Regions from separate parts of the Homo sapiens genome. Here regions 1 and 3 are each linked to region 2. The links are chromatin loops, found by intact Hi-C in ENCODE. Cell type or tissue: PC-9. All regions are shown on one strand. Each heading gives the region's core, and the rest is flanking DNA. Links, peaks and the distances in the headings are about the cores only. Region 1 has its middle 84 kb from the start of CTNNA1. Region 2 has its middle 27 kb from the start of CTNNA1. Region 3 has its middle 34 kb from the start of HSPA9.

Evidence for each region. Hi-C counts contacts between places; a loop is a spot of excess contacts. Peaks named below come from ENCODE experiments on the same cell type or tissue, not always from the same donor. Only the 100,000 strongest peaks of a DNase experiment are listed, where the experiment ranks them.
Region 1: a loop joins it to region 2, with 5 times the contacts of the local background. A loop is called at or near these places in 6 of 110 quality-filtered maps.
Region 3: it touches region 2 in a loop (10-fold over the local background); 5 of 110 quality-filtered maps call a loop at or near these places.

The regions. Positions count from the first base shown.
Region 1 is chr5:138,664,093-138,674,495 of GRCh38, reverse strand. No RefSeq gene overlaps it. Among named protein-coding and RNA genes, the nearest start is that of CTNNA1, 84 kb to the left of the region's middle. RefSeq lists a silencer at 5,703-5,752 and an enhancer at 8,260-8,760. In PC-9, for the core only: no CTCF peak of the experiment used is centred there; DNase peaks (open chromatin) are centred at 5,365 and 5,895; H3K27ac peaks cover 1,898 bases.
Region 2 is chr5:138,720,885-138,731,287 of GRCh38, reverse strand. No RefSeq gene overlaps it. Among named protein-coding and RNA genes, the nearest start is that of CTNNA1, 27 kb to the left of the region's middle. In PC-9, for the core only: a CTCF peak has its summit at 5,862 (motif pointing right); DNase peaks (open chromatin) are centred at 5,927, 6,607 and 8,587; H3K4me3 peaks cover 986 bases; H3K27ac peaks cover 2,816 bases.
Region 3 is chr5:138,604,174-138,614,576 of GRCh38, reverse strand. It overlaps the pseudogene RPL10AP10. Among named protein-coding and RNA genes, the nearest start is that of HSPA9, 34 kb to the right of the region's middle. RefSeq lists enhancers at 3,092-3,724, 3,725-4,357, 4,358-4,990. In PC-9, for the core only: no CTCF peak of the experiment used is centred there; DNase peaks (open chromatin) are centred at 2,546 and 4,916; H3K27ac peaks cover 1,720 bases.

The sequences.
Region 1 (10,403 bases), core at 1,251-9,250, 57 kb after region 2:
AAAGGATGTGGGTCTCTCAACAACTGGGGCTGGAATCACTGAAGGTTCAGTCACTAACATGTCTGGTTCCTGGGCTGGGTTGACTGGAAGATTAGGACTGCAGGCCAGAGTGCCTACATGTGGCCTCTCTGGATGGTTTGGCTTCCTCACAATATGGCGGCTGTAGAATAGTCAGACTTCCCATGTGGCAATTCAGTATCTAATCATGAGTTTTTCAGCTACCAAAGAGGAAGCTGCATCACCTTTTTTGCTCCAAGCCTCAGAAGTTTCTCAGCATTACTTTTTTTTTTTTTTTTTTGAGACAGAGTCTTGCTCTGTTGCCTAGGCTGGAGTGCAGTGGTGATCTCGGCTCGCTGCAACCTCTCCCTCCCGGGTTCAAGCAATTCTCCTGCCTCAGCCTCCTGAGTAGCTGGGATTACAGGCGCGTGCCACCACACCCAGCTAATTTGTGTATTTTTAGTAGAGTTGGGGTTTTGCCATGTTGCCCAGGCTGGTCTTGAACTCCTGAACTCAGGTGATCTGCTGGCCTCGGCCTCCCAAAGTGCTGGGATTACAGGAATGAGCCACAGCACCCAGCCTCTCAGCATTACTTCTGCTGCAATTTATTAGTTACAAAGGAGACATAAGCCCACCAGACTCAAGGGGAGGAGAATTAAACCCTATCTCTTGATGGGGGAAGAACAAAGTTCTAGAAGAGCATGTAGGATGGGAGATATTATTGTGAACATTTTTAGAAAATTTAATTTGCCAAAGGCTTGCAGGTTAGAATTCATACTTCCCATGGACTTGCCAACCATCCCAAGAGAACAAGGCCTAAGGTCCCCAAGGATGATGGGGCCAAAAGCACATGCTCCTGTCTGTGCCCTGCCTTACCCTGTGGAGGAAGCCTCCCGAAGACCCAAAAAGAGAAGTTACCTGAGGCCCAGAATGAGTCCTCAGAGAGTCCCCTGGCGAACACTCAGTGAATACATATCGCATCAGAGAGCAAGAGAGCTGCAAACTGTGCTGGGGTCCCATCTCATATGATGCGGCATAATGATGTTGATGGTGAAGATAAGATATTTACTGAGTGCCTATTTGGGAGCAGGCATTTAAATGTATTTTTGTTTTTCATTTAAGCCTCCAAAAGGAAACGTATAACCTTAAATGCACGTCTTAGAAAAGAAAAAAGATTGAAAATTAATGAGCTAAGAATTTATCTTAATAAATTAGAAAAAAAGACACAGCAAATAAACTCAAAGTAGAGGGAAGGAAATGACAAAGTGGAGAACAGAAATTGAAGAAACAGAAAACTAACATGCAGCAGAGAGGATCAGCTAAGCTAGCCACAAGCCAATTGTGTGAAAATTGATAAATCCCTGGTGATAATGATGAAGAAAAAGTTGAAAGAAGGCAAAAATATTCAAAGTCAGGAATGAAAAGAAAGGTATTGCTATGGATGTTACAGGCATTAAAAATAAAATAAGAGGATATTGTGAATAATTTTGTGCCAATAAAACTGAAGGGTATATTCGAAATAGACAAATTGGTTGAATACATAACTTAGCAAAACTGACTCACCTTGACACAGGAATCAGGATAATCCTATAACCATTAAGGAAATGAAATCAGAAGTCAAACATGCTCCAGGAAGAAAATCTCAGGCTTCACTGGCAAGTTCTAATCTTTTTTTTTTTTTTTTTTTTGAGATAGGGTCTCCCTCTGTCACCCAGGCTGGAGTGCAGCGGCGCGATCGTGGCTCATGACAACGTCCACCTCCCAGGCTCAGCCTTCCAAGTAGCTGGGACTACAGGCACGCCCCACCATGCCTGACTAATATTTGTATTTTTTGAAGAGATGGGGTTTCGCCATGTTGCCCAGGCTGGTCTCGAACTCCTGAGCTCAAGTGATCTGCCCGCCTTGGCCTCCCAAAGTGCCGGGATTACAGGCGTGAGCCACTGTGCCTGGCCAAGTTCTAATTCTTAAAACACCCCAGGAGAGTGTTATAATTCCCATCTTCAGATGAGGAAACGGGCTCCAAGAAATCAAGCAACCTGCCTAAGGGCTCAGAGCTAGTAAATGTCAAAGCCAAGATTTTTTTTTTTTTTTTTGACAGGGTCTGGCTCTGTCACCTAGGCTGGAGTACAGTGGCATCATCTTGGCTCACTGCAACCTCCACTTCCAAGGCTCAAGTGATCCTCCCACCTCAGCCTCCCAAGTACCACAGGCACACACCACCGTGCCCAGCTAATTTTTTGTATTTTTTGTAGAGATGGGGTTTCACCATGTTGGCCAGGCTGGTCTCAAAACTCCTGAGCTCAAGAGATCAGCTTGCCTCAGCCTCCCAAAGTGCTGGGATTACAGGGGTGAGACATCACGTCCGTCCTGAAGTCAAGATTTGAACCCTGGTTGACTTGGCTCCAAAGCCAGAAAGTTCAGCCATTATACTCCTCAGCCTCTCCTTCAAATGCTATAGCCAGTAGCATAGATGTGAGGTGAAGGACAAGGCTGTGGTCCAGAAGCCCTAGAGACAAGTATCTGATATGTCCACTCAGAGAAGAAGGAACCTGGAGATCCCCAGGACCCCACTCTGCCATCCTTCAAGACCTATTCAAATGCTACCAGTGCTTCTCTGCAGAGCACCATAAACCCTGCCCAGAGACCCCATAGCTGTCCTAGGCCCCCTCACCTTTAAATGCCTCTGTCTCTGGGCCTTTTCTATATATTGTCTGCTGTGTATCATTCTCACCAAAGTTTTCCAACCTTGGAAATGCATGGCTCCCTGAGAATACAGGTCTTGGTTTGAGAAAGCTGCACTGAAAAGTTAAATGCTAGGCTGGGCATGGTGGCTTACACCTGTAATCCCAGCACTTTGGGAGGCTGATGAGGGAGGATTGCTTGAGCCCAGGAGTTCGAGACCAGCCTGTGAAACACAGAGAGACACTGTCTCTAAAAAAAAAAAAAAAAAAAAAAAAAAATTTTTTTAAAAGAAAATAGAGGGGCATGGTGATGCACCTATAGTCCCAGCTACTCAGGAGGCTGAGGTGGGAGAATCATTTGAGCCCAGGAGTTAGAGGCTGCAGTGAGCTATGATCATACCACTGCACTCCAGCCTGGGAGACCCTGTCTCCAAAAAAAAAAAAAAAAAAAAAAAAGTTAAATGCTGGCACTGTAGCAGATCACTGGGGCTCTGAAAACTGTAAGGCAACTACCAAACTACCATAGTCTTCTAGGCCAGGGGTCTCTAACCACTAGGCTGCGGACCGGTACCAGTCCCTGGCCTGTTAGGAACTGGGCTGCACAGCAGGAGGTGAGTGGTGGGCAAGTAAGCATTACAGCCTGAGCTCTGCCTCCTGTCAGGTCACAGTGGCATTCGATTCTTCTTTCTCCTTTTTTTTTTTTTTTTTTTTTTTTTTGAGATGGAGTTTTGCTCTGCTGACCAGGCTGGGGTGCAGTGGCATGCAATCTCGGCTCACTGCAACCTCCACCTCCCAGGTTCAAGCAACTCTCCTGCCTCAGCCTCCCAAGTAGCTGGGATTATAGGCACCCGCCACCACAACCAGCTAATTTTTTGTATTTTTAGCAGAGAGGGGGTTTCACCATGTTGGTCAGACTGGTCTTGAACTCCTGACCTTGTGATCCACCCACCTCGGCCTCCCAAAGTGCTGGGATTACAGGCGTGAGCCACGCTCCAACCGGCCTTAGAGTCTCATAGGAGCGCGAACCCTATCGTGAACTGCACAGGCGAGGGGTCTAGGTTGTGCGCTCCTTATGAGAATCTAATGCCTGAGTACAGTTTCATCCTAAAACCTCCCTCCGTCTGTGGAAAAATTGTCTTCCACGAAACCAGTCCCTGATGCCAAAAAAGTTGGGGACCGCTGTTCTAGACCACCCAAAATATGTTCTTGCTAAAAGTTATTTTAAGATTTTCACTAAAATAAAAACTAAAATTTAAATATTCTCATGGTAAAATTTGTGGTCCCCGAAGATAGATTTTATAACAAGCATGAACTGCTCCACAACATAACGTAGCATTTCATTCTCTCTTGAAATCAAAATTAAATCCAGTTTAAGTTTTGTGGAATGCTAGATTTTGCTTCCATCTCTTCACCCCCTCCTGGGTAATAGGGTTATCTATCCACATTCTTTACCCAGTAACTGTGAGCAGGGTGGATTTCTCCATACCTTGCCTCGGCTCAGCCATGTGACTTGCCATGAGCAGCAGTATTTTAGCAGATGTGACATGAGCAGAGGTTTAAAATGGGCGTGCACACTGGGACTGTTGCTGGGGTACTTCTGCCATCTCCATGAATGTCCCCTGGCTGGCCTGCTGGTCATGAAAGGAGGATGAGGGACACATAGAGTGGTGCCAACCCATGCCAGCCAAAGCTGGCCTATAGCAATGAACCCCAGCTGGTCCCCAAACACATGCACTAAATAAACACTGTTGTATGCTGCTGAAATTTTGTGATTGTTCTACCGCACTCATTACTGGGACTATGGTTAACTGATACAAGCCCCTTCTTACCAAGATTACCATGTCCTTCAGTACTGGCCATCGGCTGTGGCCAGTTGCCACAGCTAATATGTATGCCCGGCCTGGTTGTGAAGCACATCTGCAGGTGGGGGCTGCAGCCCCACCTCCTCTGTGACAAGTTCAGTCATGGTGTCCTTTGAGAACAAAGGCTCCCAAAACTATAGCCCTTTGTGCTCAGCCCTCATAGGCATACATGGCCCTCAGTGAAATCTGATCGCCTGGGTTTGATTCTTGGATCCATAACCTTAGGAAGTTCACTTAATCTTTCTTTGCCTTATCTGTCAAATGGAAACAATGATAGTACCTACTTCACAGGGTTCTTGTGAGAAATAAGTGAATACGTACAACATGCTTAACACAGTGCCTCCTGGCGCACAGTAAGTATGCACTAAATGCTGTCTATTATTATTATCACACATGTGGTCACCCAAATATTCTTCCTCCTAGGTCCTCCCATCTCAGAGGATGCATCCTCATGAGTGCAGGTTTCTGCCATCGATGGAATTCATACCTTCATTCCCTTTCTGATCTTGAGAGTTCCAACTAACCCTCCTGAGTTGAGACCATCCCACTTTAATCTGGGAAGCATTAAGCCTCCAATCCTAATCTTTGTTTAAAACGTCTGTTTGGAAGTTGTCTTCTGGGTATCCTGCTGCTTGCAGCTTCTCTTTTCTACTCTGAACTACACCAATCCTCATGGGGGTCAAGAAAGTCCACACTTCAAGGACATGAAGCCTGGTTCTCTCCTGCCCCTCGCCCCAGGGATGAAATGCCTTTCATTCTTTTTAGGTGAGCCTGCAGCTGAGAAAAACTAGACATGGTTATTTCCTCAATAGGTCATTCTGCTACAATTAATTCTCAATAAATCTTCACCATGAGACTGAATTCCTCGGCTATGTTTTATTCAGTGTGTACCTCCAGCACTTAGGGCAGAACCCACACTTAGTAGGTGCTTGATAAATGTGTAAATGAATGAATGAAGAATATGAATCACAGGGTGGGAACAATTTTCAAACTATGGGTGGAGAAATCAACATGATCATTCACTGTGTGCCCAGCCTCCTGCTTGACACTGAGGTCCAAGCAAGAAAAGTAACAAGGCACTTGGAGCTTGTAGTCAAGTCCTCAAAGACTAAAGTCTACAAAGGAAACAGAGCTCAACCACACAAATCACTTGCTCTGCCCATCCCACATCAGAGGGAACCCAGTGAAGTGTTGGTTCAGAAGAGGCAGGATGTGGCCTAAGGTCTGAAGGCACGGGAGGGGCCGGGGCAGAGGGCACGGGGGGCCCAGCTTACCCTGAGATAAGGTGTCCCAGAACACCACGAGCAAGGGCACAGCACAGGAATGAGATGGCTATTTGTGGAAAATAACCATGACACCAGCCTGAGCCATTTGTAGCACTTGTGATAGGGAGTCATGGGGGTAAACTTAGCTATTTCAGGCTGTGGGCTCAGTGTTGAGACCTGGAGGTTAGGCTGGGAGTGGATCCTGGCAAAACTGGCCACAAAGACTGGCCTGAGGCGAGGTGTGACAGCACCCACTAGCAGCAGGGCTCTCTTTCCTCTCATTCCAGGACCAGGTGAGATTTGAACCCCTGCCAGAGACTCCAAATATGAGCCCACCACAGGGGCATATCCCTCTGCTCCTCTAAGAAGGTGAAATTTGTATGGGTGAGGAGGCTTTGGTTTCCAGCAACAGAAAAACTCTAGCTAACTTAAGCAAAAAATGATCGTATTAGAAAGAAATGAGGGTGGCTCACAGAATCAAAGAAAATGCTAAAGAGGCTGTCCCAGAAATAGGAGGAAGCAGGACATTGAAATCAAGGGCTATGGAACAATCCCTTTATGGTGCCGCCTTGGGGATACATTAATTCCATCCTTCCTTCTTTCTTTCTTTCCTTCCTTCCTTCCTTCTTTCTTTCTCTTTCTTTCTTTCCTTCCTTCCTTCTCTTTCTCCTTTCTTTCTTTCTCTTTCTTTCTTTTCTTTCTTTCTTTCTCTCCTTCCTTCCTTCCTCTCTCTCTCTCTCTCTCTCTCTCTCTCTTTCTTTCTTTCTTTCTTTCATAGAGACAGGTCTTGCTATGTTGCCCAGGCTGGTCTTGAACTCTTGGCCTCAAGCAATCCTCCTGCCTAGTCCTCCCAAAGTGCTGAGATGACAGGTGTGAGCCACTACACTGGGTCCCATTTTCATGTCATTCCATTTCAGATTCAAGGAGGTGGCCAGGCACAGTGGTTTATGTCTGTAATGCCAGCACTTTGGGAGGCTGAGGTGAGAGGGTCCCTTGAGCCCAGGAATTTGAGATCAGCCTGGGCAACAGAACGAAAGTCCATCTCTATTTTACTTACTTAATTAATTAATTTATTTATTTATTTATTTATTTTTAACCAGAGTCTCACTTTGTTGCCAAGGCTGGAGTGCAGTCTCTGCTCACCGCAGCCTCTGCCTCCCAGGCTCAAGTAATTCTCCTGCCTCATCCTCCCTAGTAGCTGGGATTACAGGCGCTTGCCACCACGCCTGGCTAATTTTTGTATTTTTAGTAGATATGTGGTTTCACCATGTTGGCCAGACTGGTCTCAAACTCCTAACCTCAGGTGATCTTCCTGTCTTGGCCTCCCAAAGTGCTGGGATTACAGGCATGAGCCACCACGCCCAGCCCCATCTCTATTTAAAAAAAAAAAAGGATTCAAGGAGGAGAGAGCATCTGATTGGCCTAGCTTGGGTCACATGCCAATCCCTTAGCCAGGGAATGGAGGTAGCCTTCATTGACAGTCCACCAAGATTACAGCAGCTGAAACAGTTGCCCCAAGCCAAATCTCCAAAGCTGATGCCAAGGCAAATGGATACTGAGCAGGCCAAAACAGTGGCTCTCCATTACAGGACGTGTGCACTGGGAAAACCTAGGGCCCAGTTGGTGCTGCAGGCTGGGGAGAGCGGGAGGATGGAGCAGTTACCTGAACTGATAGGTGTACCCTTGTGACTGGATCCCTAGGCCTCAGAGCCCAGAGTCTACTTCAAATTCCTCCCTTAGGGGCCTTCAGGACTGTTAGGGTGAGATGTGAGCTGGTGTGGAAGAAGGGGCTGTTAAGGTTCTAAGTGGCTGCAGTGAGCTGAGATCACGCCGTTGTACTCCAGACTGCGCAACAGAGCGAGACTCCATCTCAAGAAAAAAAAAAAGGTTCTAGGTGGGAACCCCAGGCCAGTGTTGAGAAGTGAACCCATGAAACTGAATAATTTAATAGTTCCAAAGTGGGAGGAGGGAGGGACTTGGCTTTTCCTGGGATATGGCAAGCATGGACAGTAAGCCCATTCTCAATCTCCAGGATGCCAAGAGGGTCAGGCGTTCCCCCGGCTTCCCCAGGCCCCTCACACCACATGGAATTTCAGAAGATCAGAGGCAGAGGCCAGTGCTCACGCAGGGGAGAAGTAGGGAGAAACCTCCTGCTTCATGCAATTGAAAGAGAGTCAAACGGGGGCGGGGGTTTGTTAGGAAAGTGTAATTACCAAGCCTGCCTGTTCCTAAAGCCTGGCACGAGGAAAATGGGACCATCTGGGATCCTGATGCTGTACAGCGGGGGCAGAGGTAGACTCAGGGCAACCGAAATCTTCTCCTTGTGGTTGGAGCCTCCCTGAGCCTTGTCCAGACCTGGCCCAGCTCAGTCTGAGAGGTGGAATGAGTTCTGAGCACAGGTTGCAAAGGGACTTGTAGGCTCTTCAGGAACCAGGGAGGAGTGGGCTTACAAGAATGTGACATCAGGAGGAGGAGACAAGAAGGTTCTAGATTCACTCTCCATTCTTCCCTGCCCTGCTCAGAGCCACAGGAAGCTGACCTCTGTGGACTTACTGCCCTGGCTTCTTGCCCTCAGCTTCCTGTTGGGTTTGGCCAATGGAAGCCACTGGCAGGAGACTAGCTGATGGGATGAGAAAGAGGTCAGGGCACTCATTCCACACCCTCAGCCCCACTGCTGGGCCTGGGTGTTGGCAGCAGCTGCCTTCCTCTGTAGAAGGCCACAGCTCCCACAGGGCAACAGCTCTCCCCCAGCCACAGCTGTCACCAAGTTCTGCCAATACCACGCCCAGGCACAGTGGCTCACACTTGTAATCCCAGCATTTTGGGAGGCCAAGGCGGGCAGATCACTTGAGGTCAGGAGTTCGAGACCAGCCTGGCCAACATGGTAAAACCCCATCTGCACTAAAAATACAAAAACTAGCCAGGTGTGGTGATGCACACCTGTAGTCCCAGCTACTCGGGAGGCTGAGGCGGAAGACTCACTTGAACCCAGGAGGCGGAGGTTGTAGTGAGCCGAGATCGCACCACTGCACTCCAGCCTGGGTGACAGAGTGAGACTCTGTCTTAAAACAAACAAACAAACGAACGAACCAAAAAACCCACCATGCCTCCTCTTACCCCTTCCAGCCTCCAGGTGCTAAGGGCTTTCTTCTGCAGCCAGGCCCTGGGTGCCTCCCGGCCCTCGTAGTTTCCTGCAGCCCCAGTCGCCTGTCACTAGTCTTTTCATTAGCCTCTCCTCAGCTTACCCTCTGAAGGAGCCACCTTTTTTCTGCAGGCCCCTGGTGGAACAACCTCTTACTATAGCACAGCAGCATGGAAGCCCCCTATCACCTTGGCCCCTTGCTGAGCCCCTTGCTTGCCCAGGGCTGCCTCAGAGAGAACAACAGTCAAGGAATCTCAATCAAGTGTTCTCTGGTGTTTGGCAGAGCCCTTAAGAGGTTATTCTGTCACCTCCCTGCCTCCACACATGGAGAATAGTAGTAGGGCTGAGACTGGCCAACCCAAGAAAGGCCTTCAGCTGAGGAGAGGCCCTGTGGCCTCAGCTGCCCCCAAGGATGGGTTCTTTGGACCCTGCTTTGCTTCTGTTCCTTCTGCTGCCATCTCAGCCGATTCCTTGTCTTGTTAATGAAAAGTGTGCAACTCTGTCCTCCATGGACTCTTCGTAGCAGGGAAGCCAGGGCTCTTTTATAACCTTCCCCTGAACTTCAGCAGTCTTCCACTTACCTCTTCCTTTGCCCAGAGGTAATCCTTTTTTCTGCCCCCACCCACTACCTCTTGCTCAGAGCATGGTGAGGAGCAGGGAGAAAGATTGGGAGCCTTCTCTGAGCCTTGCACTCCCGCCCCAGACCTTGGTTTTCCCAGGAAGCAGCAGGCAGGGGCAGGCCTGTTTCAGACTGAAGGCAAGACAGATGCTCATTAAGGAAGCTGAGAACAGAGGGAGGTGACTAATGGTGTCAGGAGCAGAGCCTAGCGGGAGCAGAGAATTGAGCAACGGGATCAGAATTGAAAGTGGGAGAAAACAGGAGAGGAGAGGAGTCAGCACCCAGAGCCAGCGCGGCTCTCACTCCCAAAGGATTCTCTTAGGAGAAAACACAACCAGCCTCCTCCTACAACCTGCTTCTCTCCCTCCTGAAAGCTGTGATCGTTGAAGACTACTCTGTCACCTTGTGTGGGGGAGGGGTGGCTAGGACATGGATACAGATAAAGGTAAGCTGTTCATCCATTCATTTCACAAACATTCACTAAGTGCCTGCTACATACAGGGCACCAGCAGTGAATCAGACAAGCAGAATCCCCGCCTTCATGGAGCTTATTACCTGATGTATTTAAAATGCAGACTTACGGCCGGGTGCAGTGGCTCACACCTGTAATCCCTGCACTTTGGGAGGCTGAGGTAGGCAGATCACCTGAGGTCAGGAGTTCCAGACCAGCCTGGCCAACAGGGCGAAACCCCGTCTCTACAAAAGTACAAAAATTAGCTGGGCGTGGTGGCGGGCAACTGTAATCCCAGCTACTCGGGAGGCTGAGGGACAAGAATCTCTTGAACTGGGGGGCGGGGAGGCTGCAGTGAGCTGAGATCACACCACTGCACTCCAGCC
Region 2 (10,403 bases), core at 967-8,966:
GCATCATCACCCCTGTTTTATAGATAAAGTAAGTAAGGCACAGGGAAGTTGCATAATTTCACCATAGTCACAGACAGAAAGTGCCAGCGCAGGGTGTTGAACCCAGGCAACCTGAGTCCAGAGGCCAACCTTTTAACCATTATACTACACAACCATGGCAACTATAGAAGTGCACTGCTCACATTTCCCTTTGAGAGAACCGCTGTGCAGAGTTGACTGACCTTGGAATTTATCACAGCATTCACATAAAGGCTACACTCTTCCCCTGAGCCGCTGTCAGCCAATAACTGAGCACGGTGGAGTACCAGAGTTAGACCACTCCTGCCTAACATGAGATCTTCCAATAAGCAGCACTTTTTGTGTATGTGCTAAAATATATATAACATAAAACCAACTATTTAACTACTTTTAAATATACAGTTCAGTGGCATTAAGTATATTCAAATTGTGCAATTACCACCATCCACCATCCATCTCAACAACTTTTTCATCTTCCCAAACTGAAACTCCATATCCATTAAACAATAACTCAGCTGAGCATGGTGGCTCACACGTGTAATCCCAGCACTTTGCGCGGCCGAGGCGGGCAGATCACCTGAGGTCGGGAGTTCGAGACCAGCCTGACCAACCAACATGGAGAAACCCCGTCTCTGCTAAAAACACAAAATTAGCCGGGTGTGGTGGCACATGCCTGTAATCCCACCTACTCGGGAGGCTGAGGCAGGAGAATCACTTGAACCTGGGAGGCAGAAGTTGCGGTGAGCCGAGATTGCCCCATTGTACTCCAGCCTGGGCAACAAGAGTGAAACTCCATCTCGAAAACAACAACAACAACAACAAAAAACAGTAACTCTCTATTAGTCTCCTCCCCTACCCCTAGCAAACACGATTGTACTTTGTTTGTTTTGTTTTGTTTTTGTTTTTGTTTTGAGACAGAGCCTCACTCTTTCGCCCAGGCTGGAGTTCAGTGGCACAATCTCAGCTCACTGCAACCTCCACCCGCCAGGTTCAAGAGATTTTCCTGCCTCAGCCTCCCAAGTAGCTGGGATTATAGGTGCCCGCCACCATGGCCTGGCTAATTTTTGTATTTTTCGTAGAGACGGGGTTTCGCCATGTCGGCCAAGCTGGATTATACTTTTTCTCTATGAATTTGACTACTCTAGATATCTCATATCAGTGGAATCATGCAGTATTTGTCCTTTTGTGACTGGCTCATTTCACTTAGCATAATGCCTTCAAGGCTCATCCACGTTGTAGCGTGTCTTAGAATTTCCTTCCTATTAAAGACAGAATAGGCCGGGCGCGGTGGCTCACGCCTGTAATCCCAGCACTTTGGGAGGCTGAGGCGGGCGGATCACCTGAGATAAGGAGTTTGAGACCAGCCTGGCCAACATGGTGAAACCCCATTCTACTAAAAATACAAAAATTAGCTGGGCGTGGTGGCAAGGCAGCTGTAATCCCAGCTACTCGGGAGGCTGAGGCAGGAGAATCACTTGAACCCAGGAGGTGGAGGTTGCAGTGAGCCAAGATCACACCATTGCACTTCAGCCTAGGGGACAAGAGTAAGACTTTGTCTCAAAATAAATAAATAAATAAATAAATAGTAAAATAAAGACAGAATAATATTACATGGCATGTGTACACCACACTTTGTTTATCCATTCATCTGGTGGGCAACCTTTGCTCAAGGACTCTCTATCAGCCTGGCTGAGACTTTTTCAGAACGTCACTTCAGTCTGACGTTCCTCCTACCTATCCTCCCTCATTCTCCACCTCCTTTTACAGATTGTCACGCCTGCATCACAGTCAGAAAGCTCTCACCACCTTTTCCTGCTCCTCCTCTTTTATCCTTCACAGATGTTCCCTTGTTAATGTCTTGCATGCCTAAACCCAGCTTGGTGTCTGTTTCTCAGAGGACTGTATGGACATGACAGCCTCTTTTTTTTTTTTTTCCTTGAGACAGAGTCTCACTCTGTTGCCCAGGCTGGAGTTCAGTGGCATGATCCCGGCTCACTGCAACCTCCGACTCCTGGGTTCAAGCGATTCTCCTGCCTCAGCCTCTCCACTAGCTGGAATTACAGGCACCCGCTCTCATGTCCGGCTTTTTTGTATTTTTAGTAGAGATGGGGTTTCACCATGTTGGCCAGGCTGGTCTCGAACTCCTGACCTCAGGTGATCCACCCGCTTCGGCCTCCCAAAGTGCTGGGATTACAGGCGTGAGCCACCACACCCAGCCCCATTAATGTCTTGCATGCCTAAACTCAGCTTAGTGTTTGTTTCTTAGAGGACTGTACTGACATGACAGCCTCTGTTTTTTTTTTTGGAGACGGAATCTTGCTCTGTCACCCAAGCTGGAATGCAGTGGTGCGATCGATCGGCTCACTGCAACCTTGGACTCCTGGGTTCAAGTGATTCTCCTGCCTCAGCCTCCTGAGTAGCTGGGATTACAGGCCCACGCCACCACACCTGGCTAATTTTTGTATTTTTTTAGTAGAGACGGGGTTTCACCACGTTGGTCAGGCTGGTCTCGAACTCCTGACCTCAGGTGATCTACCCGCTTCAGCCTCTCAAAGTGCTGGGATTATAGGCATGAGCCACCACGCCTGGCCACAACAGCCTCTTAATAAATATTATTTATCATTATTATTCTTGGAAAAAGGAAGATGTATTTAAATTTGTAAAAACAATTTAAGATAGTTATATAGAATAATCGTGGATCATATATTCTTTTTAAAATTTCTTTTGCTACCTAGCGTACATATTTGTATACATGTAGATATGTAGCTATTTCAATATAGAAAATTTAGAAAACATAGATAAGGAGAAAGAAGAAAATTAAATTCACCTGTTATTCCATTACCCTAGATTTTCATTTTGGGGTGCATCTCTGTAGATGTTTATGTGTACATATCCAGTATATCTTTCTTTTTCAGGAAACTGGCTACTCTCATAGTATTAATTGGGTACAGTTGACTCTGTAGAGCTCGGATTTCATAAACTGACCTAATTTAGGAGTGCATTAATTCATCCACTTCATTTAACAAACACTATTCAGCACAAGGAATACAAGATAAACACAGCCTTTGTCAATGGAAAACATACACTTTAGTGGTGGCTATCAACACACATCTCCAGTCAATTACAAAACACTGCTGTGTAGACTGAGAGGAGAGGAGGGCCACCCAGCGCAATCTGGTTTCCTGGAGAAAGTGATGTTTAAATTGTAGTGTTTAAATCTTGAGGAACAGCTAGGAGTTAGTAAGGAAAAAGAGGAAAATTTACGAGAGACATTGTCAAGCTAGAACCTAGGCATAGGGGCCATGTACAATAGGCTTGGTTGCTCAAGGAGCAGATGACTCTATCTACAACCACCAAACACGATTACTGACTCTGCGCGTATGATTGAGTACGTGTGTGTGTGTTTGTAGCAGCCACTCAGACTGAGCAAGGGATAAGACTTTAACCAGTCAAGAACTCTTGGGCAGAGGCTATGAATGGAAAAAGCAGATACTTACACACCCTCCAGGGGAGGAGAGGAGCTAATTGATCCACAGGCTTAGACTGGAAATATCAGCCAAGAATTAAGCTCTCTAAGGGCAGAAATGGTAGCTTCTCTACCCTTGTGGAGTTCATAGGCCCAAGACAAAGCCACGTACAACAAGGACCCTCAGTTGTGACTAGTGCCCATGGCATCACTGGTTCTCTAAAGAGACCTCAGGTAAGAGGAAGACACTTTGGACAATCCTGGGATCATTCTAAGCCATCTCTTCTCAGGAGTGCGGTTGGTTCAACATGAAGTATGGAGTCTAGCATCTTGGAAGTGGTGCAGAAAAAATGTAAAAGCCCAGCATTTCCCTGAATCAATCTGAATTATTTATCAATGTCAGCAGCAGCACTGCCCATCACAGAATTTTCAAGAGAAGGTTGTAGGTCAGCAGGAAGTAAGTGTTGTTTCCAGTATTGTTTTGATGTTAACTTTTTTTTTTATTGTCAGGAGTAGACATTTTATTTTCTGCATCCTGTAATTCTTGTTGGCCAAGTTCTATTTTAGCACCTGGGCATAAATAAAAGTATTCAATGATAATATCAAAAGGGTTCTAAGTGTGCTGACAGGCACCACCATCTCATTAAATGTGAATATCTTTACAGTGTAACTCGATTTAAAAAAAAAAAAAGAGGTAGACAACCACAGTATGGTATTTTTAGGTACGTAGGTGAGGCAGGCGCCCACACATGCCACCACATCCTTCTGAACAGTAAAGACATCTCTTCTCTTCTCCTGGCCTTGGAGGGGATGGGGCTGTGATGACCTGGCATTGCTTCCTCAGTGAAGCCTTCCTTGAGGATCAGCCAGCCCCCCACTCTCATCTCCAAAGCCCATGCTTGTCAAAGCAGCTGCCAGAAAGTGACATGGAGAGTCCAGGCTCAGCCAGGCGTGGTAGCTTATGCCTGGAATCCCAGTGCTTTGGGAGGCCAAGGTGGGAGGATTGCTTGAGGCCAGGAGTTCAAGACTAGCCTGGGCAACATAGTGAGACTCTGTCTCTACAAAAAATTTAAAAATTAGCCAGCCATGCTGGTGCATGCCTGTGGTTCTAGCTACTTGGGAGGCTAAGGCAGGAGGATTGTTTGAGCTCAGGAGTTTGAAGCTACAGGGAGCCATGATTGTGCCACTGTACTCCAGCCTAGGTGACAGATTGAAACTGTGTAAAAAAGACAAGAGAGTCATGGCCCATCTCTGTGGTCAGTGAAGCCTCGGCACCGAGATGGACAGGAACACGCCTAGTCATGGTAACTGGACCCCTAAAGACAGCAATCACGAAGGCCACAACTGTCCAGGGGTCTGCATGTTCTATGCATGGGAGAAATGTCACCACCTCCCTCAGGCACAGGCCTGGCCAGGGGTCGTCACTGGGTGGGTGAACACCCACTGGTCTTCTCAGCCAACTTGGCAGTCAGGATAAAAATAACACCAGCCGCCTCATTTTCCAAAATTAAGGGCGATGCTTTAGCAAATATATGCAGATGTATACAGACACAGATGGGAACAAGTGTATTTAATTGTAAATGAGTCAGAACGGAGCAAATGAGATTTCCCTTATATTTGGGTTCCAAAAATTACAGAGAAAATGTGCCTGAGGCAGAAACAAACTAAAAAAAAAAAATGGAGGTAGGTTATTGAGGCAGGAGCCACATGGGAGAGAACCTTTGGACCCAGAAGGCTGGGACGACTTTGGCCTCCTCTAGGGGTTATGAAACTGTTCTGGCTCCAGAGAACTCAATCCCAGAGGCCCTGAAGTGGCCACAATGCTAATGGGATGAACACAGGCCCAGCTGAGCAGGACTCACTGTGTCTCAGCCTCACAGTGTCAGAGAAAGCAGGGAAAGGAACAGAGGGCTGTAATGGGCCTGTCCCCTAGCGGGGAGCCAAAGGCCAGCTTTTATCTTCTCAGAGAAACAAGCAGAGACAGAGAAAAAGAGAAAAGGAAAAAAAAACACCTCTGCCCAGCTCCATGTGGCCAGAGAGGGGGAGAGAGAGAAACGTGAATGGCAACGGAATACTTTTGTTTGGAGAACGCCATTTCTCCTAAATGGCTTCAAGGCAGGCACCTAGTAACGTGCCAGGGTCTCGGCAGACATTCAGTAAATACTGGAAGGAAAGGAAAGAGAAAGGATGGAAGGTGGGCGGACTGCGTCATCCTGCAAGTCCCTCCCATTCTGTGGAGTGGAGAACTGCAGAAGCTCTAAGGCAGATCACCCAAGTAAAAAGGAACACCCTCCCTGGCACAGGGGAATGTGGGGACTGAGCGTGAAAAGTGAGCCACACCTTCTCCCCAGGCCGCCTACCCTGTAAGCTCACTCTCCTCCAGAGGGAGCACCTCCTGTGCCTAAGCAATAGTAATTTGCCCCTCAGAGAATAGAAAAACTGGTTTCACCACAGCAGGAGGCCCAGCTATCCCCAGGGCAGCAATCTGACACCAAGTCAGGAAGCTCTGTGCATCTGGGCAGGCTCAGAACTTGGCAGAGGGTCTGGCACCTTGTAGGCATTTCTTGCGTGCCAGCTAGTAAATGAAGTTATGAATGCATGCACACGTGAATGAATGCAACAAAGATGCGCTCCCCACACTAACATGGTCTTGCTCTGTGGTTTGGACCCTTTTCCCTCTCTCCCCAGGCTTGTTTCTTTTGTGACTCTGCCTCCCAACCTGCAGGAACAGCAAACCCCACCTTTTTCCTCAGGTCCAGCTCCCCTGACTGGAGGATTCCTGGAAGGCGGGAAGCACAAAGTCTCCTCTTGGGGAAAGGGCCGGGGGGCACTTTTGTCCCCAGCCAACCCTGCATTCTTTGGCTGATCACATTTGCAGTCCTGGCCTTATCTCCCCAGAAAGCCCAGAAGGCAAGGTTGGCCTTGCTGACATTTCAATTCAAGGCCACCCTCACCATACCCCCAGCCGGCTCTCACCTACTGTACCCACATCCAGTATTTCAGCCCTGAAGAAATCAGATCTTGTGTGTCTGGTGTTCTATAATGGGAGGTGGGAGGGTTGCTAGGGGTGTCCAAGTGCTCTGAGAACCACATACCCAGGAGAGCACATGTCTCAGCCCTGCGGGCCCTCTGAGCCAGACTGTCAGTGCCTGTCCCTGCCAGTTGCCAGTGGATACAGAAACAAAAGAGGGAAATGAAGAAACAATGCTCTTGCACAACGCCCAGGAGAGTTGTGGGCATCTGGGCATCATCTCTGCTACTCCAGTCTGCCATATACCAGCCTAGTGGAAGGGCTTACTTCAAATGAAGTCAAGGAGAGCTGAAGAACTGGCTCCAAGCAGAGCCCCGCATCTGCTTTTCACAGGCCTGCCTTCTTTTTTTTTGAGATAGAGTTTTGCTGTTGTCACCCAGGCTGGAGTGCAGTGGCACCATCTTGGTTCACTGCAACCTCTGCCTCCCGGGTTCAGATGATTCTCCTGCCTCAGCCTCCCGATCAGCTGGGACTACAGGCGCGCGCCACCACGCCCAGCCAATTTTTGTATTTTTAGTAGAGACTGGGTTTCACTGTGTTGGCCAGGCTCATCTCAAACTCCTGACCTTGTGATCCACGTGCCTCGGCCTCCCAAAGTGCTGGGATTACAGGCATGAGCCACCGCACCTGGCTTGCCCAGTTAATTTTTGTATTTTTAGTAGAGACGGGGTTTCCTCATGTTGGCCAGTCTGGTCTCGAACTCCTGACCTCAGGTGGTCCACCAGCCTTGGCCTCCCAAATTGCTAGGATTTCAGGCATGAGCCACCGTGCCTGGCCTCACAGGCCTGTTTTCAACACTGGCTTCCTACAAAAGTGCTGGCCATTTTCTTCAACCTGCCTCCCCTGCCTGCCCTGGCTTTCTTCATCTGACTCTGCACTATATTTCTGCTTTTTAGCCTTCCATCTTCCTTCCACTTGTTTTTCTTCTTCTTCCTGTCTCTTTCTTCTTCCCTTCTTTTTCTTCTTCTCCCCCTCTTTCTCACCTGCTCCATTTGTTCAGCACTTTACAGTTTATGAAGTGCTTTCGGGTACATCGGGCATAAGATGAGTTCAGGAGCGTTGATGACAAAGTGGGGACCATAGCATATACCAAACTGGGCAATTAGAAAGCAGATTTTGTTAAAATGGAGAGAAGAGAGGGACTCACCAGGACTTCAAAATAAGAGGGAAAATCATCTCGTGGAAGCTTCGTGCTGACGCTGGGCTTTGGAAAAGCCACCCCTCTCTTTCATCTTCTCCATGCGAGGCCTGAAGACTGACATCTCTGCTTGTGTTTTGTGAGACATCTGTCTTGGTTTGGGGTATCCTGAAACAGGGGTTCAAGTGCAAATAGTTTATTTAGGAGGTGATTCCAGGAAACATTGGTAGGGGAGTGAGGAAGTAAGAAATAAAAAGAGAAGGGCAGGTCGGGCTATGTACTGTTCTCACTAACCGGAATGCTCTTCTCTTTCTTATCCAAATGTTGGGCCAGGCGCGTGGCTCACACCTGTAATCCCAGCACTTTGGGAGGCCAAGGCGGGCAGGTAGCCTGAGGTCAGGAGTTCAACACCAGCCTGGGCAACATGGTGAAACCCAATCTCTACTAAAAATACAAACAATTAGCCAGGCACAGTGGCATGCGCCTATAGTCCCAGCTACTCGAGAGGCTGAGGTAGGAGAATTGCTTCAGCCTGGGAGGCGGGGGTTGCAGTGAGCCGAGATCGCGCCATTGTACTCCAGCCTGGGTGACAGAGCGAGACCTTGTCTCAAAAAATAAAAAAATAAAAGAGAAGGAAACCACTAAGTGGTGTATATTAACTCACTGCAAGGACTGCTGGGGGTGGGGGCCCTAGAAGACAATGAGGAACATGCATCAGGGCTATCCCAACTGAGCAACTGAGGGGTGAGGAAGCTGGGGCATTTATCCACCAACACCAACACCCCTCACCCCCCACCAACAACGTGTGTATGCACACACATACACTTCTGTCATTGATTGGAAGCTGCTTCTTGAGCTGAGCCATTCACTCACTGGCACTCCCTACTTTCCCTTTGTAGAGAGGCCAGGTGTGTTCCTGTGGCCAGAACAAAGCCCTCAGGCAGCGCCCCAGGTGTTTGCGTGATCAGTCTCTGGGTAGAGAGGTGAGGACTAAGAAGATTTAAGTGAGGCAACAACATCTGCTACAAACCCCTGTAGCCTTCCAACTTGCACCCTTTAACTTGAGCCAGTTTGAGTGGGTTTCTATCCCTTGAAGCTAAACAGTCCCTCACTAAGCTATCTCCCCTTTTCCTCATTACTCCCGGTAGATAAGCACAAATATTCCTTACCCTCTCTCCTTTCTCTTGTCCCTGTTGCCCTCAAATGTCCCTCCTCCCCATCTCAAAATGCCTTCACATCTCCCCCCATTTCTTTTTCCTTTGCTTTGAGCTTGGAACCTTTCCCTTCCACGTGAGCTTTTGCACACACAGACACACACATCCTACTTCCTCCAAGATGTTGTTCTGTCAGTAACCCTCCTTGAATGATGGACAGTAGATCTAAAGGGAGAATGTTGCAGGCAGAGGAAGAGCAACAGCCAGCTCTTATCCAGGGTCTAAGGGGGCCCCCGCCCAATGCCTTCCTGTCATCCAGGATACAAAGTCCAAGCCCTGAGCCTGGAACTCAATACCTTAATCCGATTTACTGTTTCTATCTCATCTACTTCTGTCTTTCCTACGCACCTCACGAATCAACCAACATGTATTGAGGGCTTTACTATATACCAGGCATGGACCAGCCCTAGGGGAACAGTAGTTAATAAGACAGACACAGTCACACAGTCCCTGTCCTCAGAGAGTCTACAGCCCATCAGGGATGGAGAAGAGAGAGATGGGGTAGAGATCACAGGAAGGCTGCCCTTCTCTGAACCAGTAAGCATTCGGAGGAGGAGCCTAGGGCCACCTATCCTCCTGGTTTCTGTGCCTCTACCCATCTATTGTATCCAGCCTCCAACAATCTTCACCTCCTGGTATCCACATCTGGTGTAGTTCCTTCCCACACTGTGCCAGAGTTGATCTATGTGACCAATATAGAACATAGCAGAAGTAATGGTATTTCGCTTCTGAGATTAGGTTATAAAAGACGCTGCAGGCCAGGTGTGATGGCTCACGCCTCTAATCCCAGCACTTTGGGAGGCCAAGGTGGGTGGATCACGAGGTGAGGAGATCGACACCATCCTGGCTAATATGGTGAAACTCCGTCTCTACTAAAAATACAAAAAATTAGCCGGGCGTGATGGCAGGCGCCTGTAGTCCCAGCTACTCAGGAAGCTGAAGCAGGAGAATGGCGTGAACCTGGGAGGTGGAGCTTGCAGTGAGCTGAGATCGCACCACTGCACTCCAGCCTGGGTGACAGAGCAAAACTCCGTCTCAAAAAAAAAAAAGACTTTGCAGCTTCTGTCTTGGGCTCTCTCTTCTCAGTCTCAGTCTCTCTCTCTCATCAGTTGCCATATCAAGTACCTCTATAGAGAAACTGAGACTTGCAGTAAACAGCCATGTCAGTGACTCGTCTTAGAAGTAGACCCTCCAGCCCCAGTCAAGCCTTCAGATGACTGCTGAAGCGGGGGCATTTATCCACCAACACCAACACCAACACCCCCCACTCCCCCAACAACATGTGTATGCACACACATACACTTCTGTCATTGATTGGGAGCTGCTTCCTGAGTTGAGCCATTCACTCTCTGGCACTCCCTCCTTTCCCTTTGTAGAGAGGCCAGGTGTGTTCCTGTGGCCAGAACAAAGCCCTCAGGCAGCGCCCCAGGTGTTTGTGTGACTGCAGCCCCAGGCAATGAAACCTCTTGAGAGACCCTGTGTCAGAACCATCTTGCTAAGCTGCTCCCCAATTTCTTTTTTTCTTTCTTTCTTTCT
Region 3 (10,403 bases), core at 1,665-9,664, 120 kb after region 2:
GGTGGCTCATGCCTGTAATCCCAACACTTTGGGAGGCCAAGGTGGGTGGATCACTTGAGGTGAGGAGTTCGAGACAGCCTGGTCAACATGGTGAAACCGGGGCTCTACTAAAAATACAAAAAAATTAGCTGGGCATGGTGGTGCACACCTGTAATCTCAGCTACACGGAGGCTGAGGCTTGAGAATTGCTTGAATTCAGAAAGCAGAGGTTGCAGTGACCTGAGATCGTGCCACTGCACTCCAGCCTGGATGACAGAGTGAGACTCTGACTAAAAAAAAAAAAAAGAAAAAAGAAAAGAAAGAAATATAAAGAAATGCAACTGAGCATGTAGGGTAAGGCATGGGGCTTTGGACTCAAAACTCAGATTTAAGTACTGCCCTGACATGTATTACCTACCTGACACTGGTTAAGTTACTTCTCTACCCCTTAGTTGTAAAATAACAGTACTTCCTTGGCTGGGAGGACCAAATAAGAGCATGTATGTAAAGCATTTAATGCAGTGTCTGGTGCATGAAGAGCATTCATTAAATGTAAGAAGTTATTATAATCATAAGCAAATAGACATCACTAAGTCAGATAAGCTGTTAAAAGTCATTGCAGGCCTTTAAATTTTTTTAAAAAAATACAGCCTTGCTATTTTTTAAAAGTATTGCCTCTAAGAGTTGCTTTAATAAGTTGCTAGAAAGGAGTGATTTATAAGTACCATATTGTTGGAATGCAAATAGATACTTCAAAGAGGTAAAAGTAACTTGTTTTCTTGAGTGGGATAAATATTTCCCTTGGGATCTTGTTTACAAACTCAAATATTTTGTAAGCAAATAATGCTAAGAGAAACTCTAGCCCTTACTTTGGTGAAATGCTCACAAAACTGTATTCTGAGCTTTGAGTAAATGAGGTTTTTTTGTTTTTTTTTAATTTCACTATTTATTGAGTTTTAAATACTCTAAGTTGTAGTTCATATATAACATAAATAGCTCTGTGAAAGGAAGAAAAACTATATTTCAGGTACTTTTGAGGTTATTAAGCTCAGAAAACCCTGGGAAAATGAACTTGAATCTATGGAAATATTTGTTAATCTCACAAATCTACCAGTTCTTTTCTCCACTCGAAAGTTAATTCATATACACCATGAAATACTATGCAGGCATAAAAAAAGAAGGAGATCATGTCCTTTGCAGGAGGAGCCGGAGACCATAATTCTTAGCAAACTAACACAGGAACAGAAAAGCAAACACTACATGTCCTCTTATAAGCGGGAGCTAAATGATGAGAACACATGGACACAAAAAGGGAAAAAATGAACACTGGAGATTACTGGATGGTGGAGTGTGAGAGGGAGAGGATCAGGAAAAATAACTAATGGGTACTAGGCTTAATACCTGGGTGATCAAATAATCTGTACCACAAAGACCCATGACTTAGATTTACCTATATAACAAACCTGCACATGTACCCCTGAACTTAAAATAAAAGTTACAAAAAGAGCTAAGCATTCTGGGGGAAAAAAATTCATAATTTTTGAGTAAGCTTCGTACAATTTTCCACAGCAGCTGAATCATTTTACTTCCCAATGAATTTGCCAACTCTTACCTTTTGTTTCCCTTTATAGTAGCCATCCTAATAGACGAGATGACATCTCACTATGGTTTTGATTTGCATTTCTCTAACAGTTAGTGTTGTTAAGCATCTTCTCATGTACCTTTTGGCAATGTGTATGTCTTCTTTGGAAAAATGTCTGTCATATAATCCAACAATCCCACTTCTGTATTTTTATCCAAAACAATTGAAATCAAGATCTCCAAGAGATGTCTGCATTTTCCTGATTATTGCATTATTTACAATACACATGATATGGAAACTAATGCCCATCAATAGATAAGCAAATACAGCAAACATGGCATATACATACAATAAAATATTATTTGGCCTTAAAAAGAAGAAAATTCTGTCATATATGACAACATGGATGAATTTGGGGTACATTATACTAGGTGAAATAAGACAGTCACAGAAGCACAAACTGCACTGTTCTCCTTACACCAATTATCTGAAATAGACTCATAGAAACAGAAATGAGAATGGTGCTTGTCAAGTGCTGAGGGATGGGGGAAATAGGGAGTTGCTGTTCAACAGGTATAAAACTTCAGTTATGCAAGATGAATAAGTTCTAGACCTCTGTTCACCATAGCACCTATAGTTAATATAGTTAATATTACTGCATTGTGTATTTAAATTTTTGTTAAGACCGTAGATCTCATGCTACGTGTTCCAACTACAATAAAGACGTCAATTCACAGTGAATATATCATTATAAATAGATATTTATATTTTCTCCGTGAAGCTTCATGTAATATTAACTAACTTCTTAAGAATATTTAATGGTGTTCCAGCTACCTGCGAGTAAATGAAGTTTTTACCCTGCAGAAAAGGAGTCATTGCCCAAATGAAATACCCTGATTTCAAAAGCATGAGGAAGAAGTGTCAATCTGGAGGTTTTTCATTGTATACATGTTTATTCTAATGCCGCGCAATATTGGGTAATGGCCAACCTATTGCACAAACATTTTTCAAGTATTCATGTGTAGACTATCTAAGGGCAGCTGTCTAACCAATCTTGTATATGATTCTTTTTGTTCTGTCTGCTTTTATCTTTACTGTTTCCCAACACACACATGCACGCCCAATTCACATCCACACTCAGACACACATTTACTCACAGGCATGCATAAACTAACACACTAACACACACATTCTCTCTCTTTTTTGTTCTCTTCTACACACACATACACATACACACCCACTTAGCCCAGAGCAAGCAGAGCCCAGAACTGTGTCTTCTGGTGGCTACGGAAAGATCCCATGACCCCTCTGAAAAGCATCTCTTTGTTCCCTTTCTCCCCTCACTGTAATGTTTCCTTTTCCTGAATATCACGCAGCAAGGGGCGGGGAGGGAAGGAAGGGAGAAAGGAAGGAAAGGAAACCGTGGTCTCCCCCCAGCCCAGCAGTGCAGGCTGTGAGAAGCAGAAGGCTCCTGCTCCTGGGTGCTGGCATCTCTCCTGCCATTTTTTCTGAAACTTTGGGGTGTTTTTCTCTCCGCAGCACCCACGCTCCCCTCCCTTTCTGCCAAAGCTCCTTGTTGTGACAGAGCGAGCGGCTGGTGGGTGGGGGGAGGGGAATCAGCTAGGTGGCCTCCTGGCTGAGTTACAGCTCCCCCTCCAGGAGCAGGGAGGGCGGAGATGAGACCACAGACAAATCCTAGAAGCCCCCCTAGTGCTGACCCCCCTACATACCCAGAGCGTCTGTACACCCCCCAACACCCACCCATACACACACACACATACACACACACACACACACACACACACCCCAGATGAGCGTGGCAGGCACAGCCACACAGTAACACTCAGGCAGGAAACCCCATGTCACATTGGCATGGGTCTGCCCAGAAGCAATCCATGCCCCACGCCCCCTCCTTTGATCTCTCACCCCTCTGCTGGGCCAGAGAATGTTGCTGGGTGCTGGGCCTTGGGTGCATGGACTCCGATACCACCGGCACTTCAAGCACAGGGACCACCAGCGGCAGCGCCAGCGACTGCCCAACCCCCTCCTCCCAGGGCTCCAGCAGCACACCCTGAAAAACACAGACACAGTCCTGCTTGGGGGGCGGGGCAGAGGAAGTGTGGGGTACATCTCATGGGCTGTGGCCTCGCTCCCCTCGGGTTCAGCTGATGGCCAGCAGTCCCTGGGTTTGTCTGAGAGAGAGATATCACTACAAGAGGGAAGGAGAAAGGATTCAAGGACCTCTCAGAGCTCTCTCAAAACTCCAAGAGAACCAGCCAGTGAGAGCCAAGTGACGGTCCTGAGTACCGGAGGACCCGGCGTTGCCAAGCTAGATCCTGGGTCAGAAAAGTCAAAGGACATTCCCTACTGTGCGGGGATAAAACATGTGACTCTGTGGGCTCAGCTGCAAGTACCCAAAGATGGGCCGCATCATTTTCCTTGCTGGCCACTGGAGGGCCAATACCCTGCCCTCCTCCCTCCCCAAGACCTTCTCTTTATCCGGCTGCTTCTCTGGTCCCTGTGCTTTAAGCACATTATTTTATTTTAATTTTCATAACTCCACAGGGTGTTACTGTAGAAAAAAAAAAACTTGTGGTTCAGGAATTTTACATGATTTGATCAAGATTACAGCCAAGCGCGCGGTGGCGTGTGCCCGGAGTCCCAGCTACTTGGGAGACTGAGGCAGGAGGATCACTTGAGCCCAGGTCAGGAGTTGGAGTCCAGTCTTCAGCCTGGGTAATATAGCGAGACCTCATTTCTGTCTCTCCGAGAGAGAGAGAGAAAGAGAGAGAGACGGAGAGAGAGAGACAGAGAGAATACACAACTAGCAAGTGAGGGAGCCAGGGTTCGCCCCCATGCCTGGGTAACTCGTAACCTTGGCCCTTCCCACTGCTTCTCAGGAGCGCGCCACTGGAACCTTCCCAGCTTCCTCTGAGTGAGCTGGAGAGGGAGTGTGGTGTTGAAGAGAGTGTTGGGGGAGGTAGAAGAGGCATCTGCCTACTGACTTTCTTCCAAGGGAACAAAAGTAGCGCAGCCTGGGAACCCTCTGCGCTGTCTTGCAAGCCTTGGGAGGCAGTGCCCAGTGGCTCGGGTGATTCCTCTAGTGCCATTTCTCCTTCAGGACCCCACACTTTCTTGGCCAGTGTGCTACATGGCTGCAAAAAGCCCAGCCCTGGACAGGCAAAGAATGTGTTGATTCAGAAACAGTTTTTAAATTAATAAGCACGTGGTGATTCAGGCTGTTTGTTCAGGGCAACGTGCTGCCTAAATTGGAATGTGCCAAACTCCGTTCTCCCACTTTCCCCCACCTCCTCCGCCTCTCCAGGTCCTGGCTGTTCCCCATGTCATTCTGGTAGTCAGAATTCCGGTTCCTCCATACCCTCAGGCAAGGCAATTATTAGTCTGCAAAGCCCAACTTGCCAACTGAGCAGCTTCCCTGGGCTCTGAGGTCTCTCCTGGGTGTGTGTGTGTGTATGTGTGTGTGTGTGTGTGTGTGTGTGTGTGTGTGTGTAAAGTACTTTTTCTTCTTAAATTGAAAAGTGATTAATCCATCGGTTCTCCTCTCTTCTGGAACGTGTCCTAGGAGGACAGGTACTACTCAGTTTCATATCTGCTGTCAGGAGGTCGGCATGAGCAGCTCCTCCTTGAGGCAAGAACTACAGGTTGGGCTGTCTTGAGGATGATCAAACTGGAAATTATTCTTCCCAGAGGGGCTGCCATCAGAAGTTTATCTCATCTGATCTCCCTTCAAATAGAGTTGCTCTTCTCTTCAGCCCAGACAAACATAATACATTCAAATATTCATTTGACAATTATTTATTGAGTCTTTATGAGCCAGAAATGGTTCCAGGTGTAGGCATATGGTGGTAACGAGACAGAGAGGCACCCTACTCTCATGGGGCTTGCATTCTAGTATGTGGGGGTGGGGAGAGGCAGATAAGAAATGAGGAAACCAATAATTAATGCCAGGATATATATCAAATAAGATATGATAGAGCAGGGATCAGATCAGCAAGCTATAGTCATGGGCCGAATCTGCCTACCACCTGTTTTGTAAACAAAATTTATAAAGTAAATAAAGAGGCTGGCACAGTGGTTCATTCCTGTAATCACAGCATTTTGGGAGGATTACTTGAGGCCAGGAGTTTGAGACCATCCTGGGTAACATAGCGAGATCCCCTATTCCTGCAAAATAAATATTTTTTAAAATACCCAGGCAAACCTGGTGGGCACACAGCTGTGGTCCTAGCTACTTGGAAGGCTGAGGCCAGAGGATCATGAAGTTACAGTGAACTGTGATCGCACCACTGCACTCCAACCTGGGCAAAAGGGTAAGACCCTGTCTCTAAAAAAGAAAGAGAGAGAGAAATAGAGATAGAAAAAAAAGGAAGGAAGGAAGAAAGGAAGGTTGGATGCTCAGCAGGGGCCTACTTTATTTTCTCTTTTTATTTATTTTTTAATTAATTTTTGAATAGATAATATATTTAATGAATCTACATTTTTTAAAAATAGAAAAAAGATATGCAGATAAGTCTCTTTTCCTGCCCTGTTTCCTAGCTATCCACTTTCCTTCCCCATAAGCAACAAAATGTTAATTTCTTGTGCATCCTTGCAGAGAAATGTATTCATACAAAAGCAAGTACATGTGTACAGTCTATGTTTTTGCCCCCAAGGAAGCTATTTTAAATTGGGAGATCGGGAAAGATTTGTGATTTAGGATAAAATTTGAATAAGAAGTTGCCAGCCAGGCAAAGATCTCAGAGCAGCAGCTTCCAGGCTGTGGGAACAACTAGCGCAAAGGCCCTAAACTAGACCTGCCATGGCAGGCCCTGAAATGATAAAGGAGGCTCATGTGTTTGGGACACGCTGGGCCAGAGGACAGTGATTTGACATAAACTGGAAGAAATTAGAAAGCAGGAAGATTCTGCTCTTAAAGGCTGTATAGGCCAGGCATGGTGGCTCACGCCTGTAATCCTACCACTTTGGGAGGCTGACGCAGGCGGATCACGAGATCAGGAGTTTGAGACCAGCCTGGCCAACATGGTGAAACGCTGTCTCTACTAAAAATTAAAAAATTAGCCAGGTGTGGTGGCGCATGCCTATAATCCCAGCTACCCGGGAGGCTAAGGCATGAGAATCACTTGAACCCAGGAGGCAGGGGTTGCAGTGAGCTGAGATGGTGCTACTGTACTCCAGCCTGGGAGACAGAGCAAGACTCTGTCTTAAATACATAAATAAGGCTCAGCCGGGCATGGTGGCTCACTCCTGTAATCCCAGCACTTTGGGAAGCTAAGGCGGGTGGATCACCTGAGGTCAAGGGTTCGAGACCAGCCTGGCTAACATGGTGAAACCCCGTCTCTACTAAAAATACAAAAATAGGCCGGGTGTGGTGGCACACACCTGTAATCCCAGCTACTTGGGAGGTTGAAGCAGAAGAATTGCTGGAACCTGGGAGGTGGAGGCTGCAGTGAGCCGAGATCATGCCACTGCACTCCAGGAGACAGAGTGAGGCTCTGTCTCAAAAAAAAAAAAAAAAAAAAAAAAAGGAGAAAAGAAGAGAAAAGAAAGAGATAACATAAATAAAGAGAAGAGCAATTAGCACAGTAACCACTCAACAACTTTCTCCTCCTCCTCCTCCTCATTACTTGGTTTACAAAACACTTTCTCATCAATTATCTCATTTGATATTTGCAATAACCCTGTGATTGGGTATGGCAGGTGCTACTGTTTCCATTTCACAGGTAAAAACACTGAGGCTCAAGATGATTAAATACATCATCCAAGTCACAGAGCAGAAACAAACCCAGGTGTTCTGACTCCACATAGCACAAGCTTCTCTCATTGTGGGGAGAGCAGAGGGCAATGTAAGCAGGCAGAATAACAGGAATGAGAGAAAGAAGCAGGGAGCGTTGGTAAACCCAACTGCCTGTCATTTGCACCAGGCATGCTCTCTCAAGAGGAGCCTGTACCCTCTGCCTTCTAGGTAGTCTTCATATTCCCAGATCACAAGTCCTAGCTCAGGAAAAGGAGCAACTTACTGGTGGACAGCCTCAACAGAGCAGGAAAATTGTGAACAAGAGAAATTCACCACCTCTACAGTCTCATTAACACTGCAGACCTACACACACATGCACCAGACCTGCAGGTTGTCAGCGGTTAGTTACTAAGCCTGAGGCCTGAAATAAATTAGGCTGCGTCTCAGAAAAAACAAGGTTATGTTACTCATATTAAGTATTCGTGTGGATTAAAATGCCATCTACTGTTTTGTGGGTCACCTTTCTTTTCTCAGGGCCCTGCTGAGTGGCTGGAAGGGTTATCTTCCACATGCGCTACTCAGACTCTGTCCTGTCACCTCCCAAAGGGGACTGGCCGAATTGAACCACCTACCCCTTGTCTATCAGAGCCAGGCTATGAGGCCCCCGGGTAGGGGCTTCAGTGCCTGCCTTTGGAATAAAGCTGCCTTCTAGGGTTGCCCCTGGCAACCAAACTGCTTGAATGTCTGTATCTCTTAGAGGAGACTTGGGAGTTGGGGAGGAGGAGGATTGGTCCCTGAACCACAGGATGCAGGGAGCATGTGAGGCATTGTCCCCCTTTCCACCTTTCAGCCCCTAGACCCCACCTCCTGATGACAACAAGTGTTGTCCCCTCACCTGGCTTCTGCAGGTCAGCAGAATTAGCCTGAGATTCTCCCTGAGGACAGAGAGGTTGGGGAGAACCTGCCTGCTTAGCCTATTGCAAAGATCCAGGTACCCAACACATCTTTGGACAGTTCCTGGCATACCATATGCCTTCAAATGCCTAACACCATTTCGTCCTTTAAGCTTCAACATCCCCTTCTCCAGGAAGCCTGCCCTGACTTGCCTTTTGTGACCTAGGCAGAGATAGTGTCCCTGCCTGCGAAACCCTGAGTATCACTCTATCATAATACACATCACTCCATTGTAGATGTATCTGTTTTTATTAGTTTCTTTAGGTTAAGGAGTGTGTATTATTCTAGCCCAGGACCTGGCACATAGGCACAAAATAAATGCTTATTGAATAGGTAAGTGACTGAGTGAGAACACAGGACTGTGACAGGAGAGCATTTCCCAAACCAGCAGTCCTGTAGTCCATTGTAGATTAGTGGGAATGTTGCAAAAAATAAAAAGGAGTTCTTTGCTTAGATAATGTTGGGAAAGAAACTCCCTCCCTTCCTGAGGCAGGAAGGAGCTCTTCAAGCACTGGCCAGAGGAAGCAGAATGTGCAGAGCACAGAGGGGCCTGAAATGATTCAGCTGCATCCACAGTATAGGGTGTGCAGGGGGAAAAAGGAACCAAGACAGTCCTGAAAGCTGAATTGATGCATTTGGGACAGGAGAGTGGCAAGCTCCAAGCCTCATGTTAGGAAGACAGATCTGGCCAGGTGTGTAGGGTGGACTGGAGGGAAGAACCAGCTGGCAGGGACACTTGTCAGGAAACTGTTGTGACAGTGCAGACTTGATCTGTAAAGGGTCTAGACAAGAGCAGTGACAGAGGGAAATGAAAGCAAGAAATAAACCACCCAACTCTATTGGATGGCTTCTTCATCAGCCCGGGGACGGCAGCTGCTGCCTGACCCTGGTTAATTACCAGCCTGTGGTTGCCATCTGAGCTGACTGGCCACCAAACACTTGGTGCTCTGCAGAAGTCCTAGCTGCCCTGGTGCTGAGTGGTGTGGGGTGGAGGGTAAGTCTAGGAGAGCATTTCCCAAACCAGCAGTCCTGTAGTCCATTGTAGATTAGTAGGCATGTTGCAAAAAATAAAAATGAGTTCTCTGCTTAGGTAATGTTGGGAAAGAAACTCCAGAGTCAACAAAGGGAGAAAGTTTCTCTACTGGAACATGTCAAGGAGCCATGTACCCCTTCCCTCAGTGTTTATCAACCTGAAATGGCAACAGAGCCCTTTTCATACCATACCCATTCACAGCTCCTAAGAGAGCACTCACTTGCTTAGAGGTACAGCTTCACTCACAGTCCTACCTCGGAAGCAGTAAGGAAGCTGCTTACAAGCTCTGGCTCTGAAGCCAGTGGGCCTGGATTCAAATCCTAGCTCTACCACTTGATGGTTATCTAGCCTCTCAGTTTGCTTATCTACACAATAGGGAAAATATTAGAAGCTACTGCAGTAGGGTTGTTTGGAGGGTTATATTAGTGAGATATGTACCTAGCACTGTACCTGGCGCATAGGAGTCCCTCAAAAATTTGAGCTACTGTTTATATCCTATGCAAACCATGTACCCTATAATGAGAGTTCAAGCTCTGAACCAGGGCAACCTGGTGAGGGGAGGGCGTCAAATTCTCTCTGGAGAATTAGGAGTAGAACGCAGGGCCAAATGGTTGGCAGTGGGAATGAAGGCGGACAAGATGCGTAAAAAGAGGAGCCAGAATCTGAGATCGAGGCCTGAAGAGTCACAGCCAGCACCTCATCACGAGTCTGCCCCTCACTCTCTCCCCATGCTCACAACCCCATTTTCTGGCTGCCCCTGCTTACCCTCCCTATATCGGAGTAGCATCAGGCCCGTGGATGTTTCGAGCCAGTGGCTTCCACCAGGTGCTTATTGACTCTTACTGTGTGAATGAGAAGCTCATGTCATGTCCTCATGACTACAGGGAACACCACTTCCCCTATCTTTTACTCCCCCTTCCTCTCTTCTTTCCCTCACTACACACACACCTTTCCAGATGCTTCCCTTGAACCCAATAGCTGTCACACATTCCCAAGAACAGCCTTTGGATCTGGAAGACAGAATGAATAAAGGAAATCATTCCTTCCATCAATACAGCATTTTGCAAAGTGATTTTATACGCTTTTTGATAACACTCTGA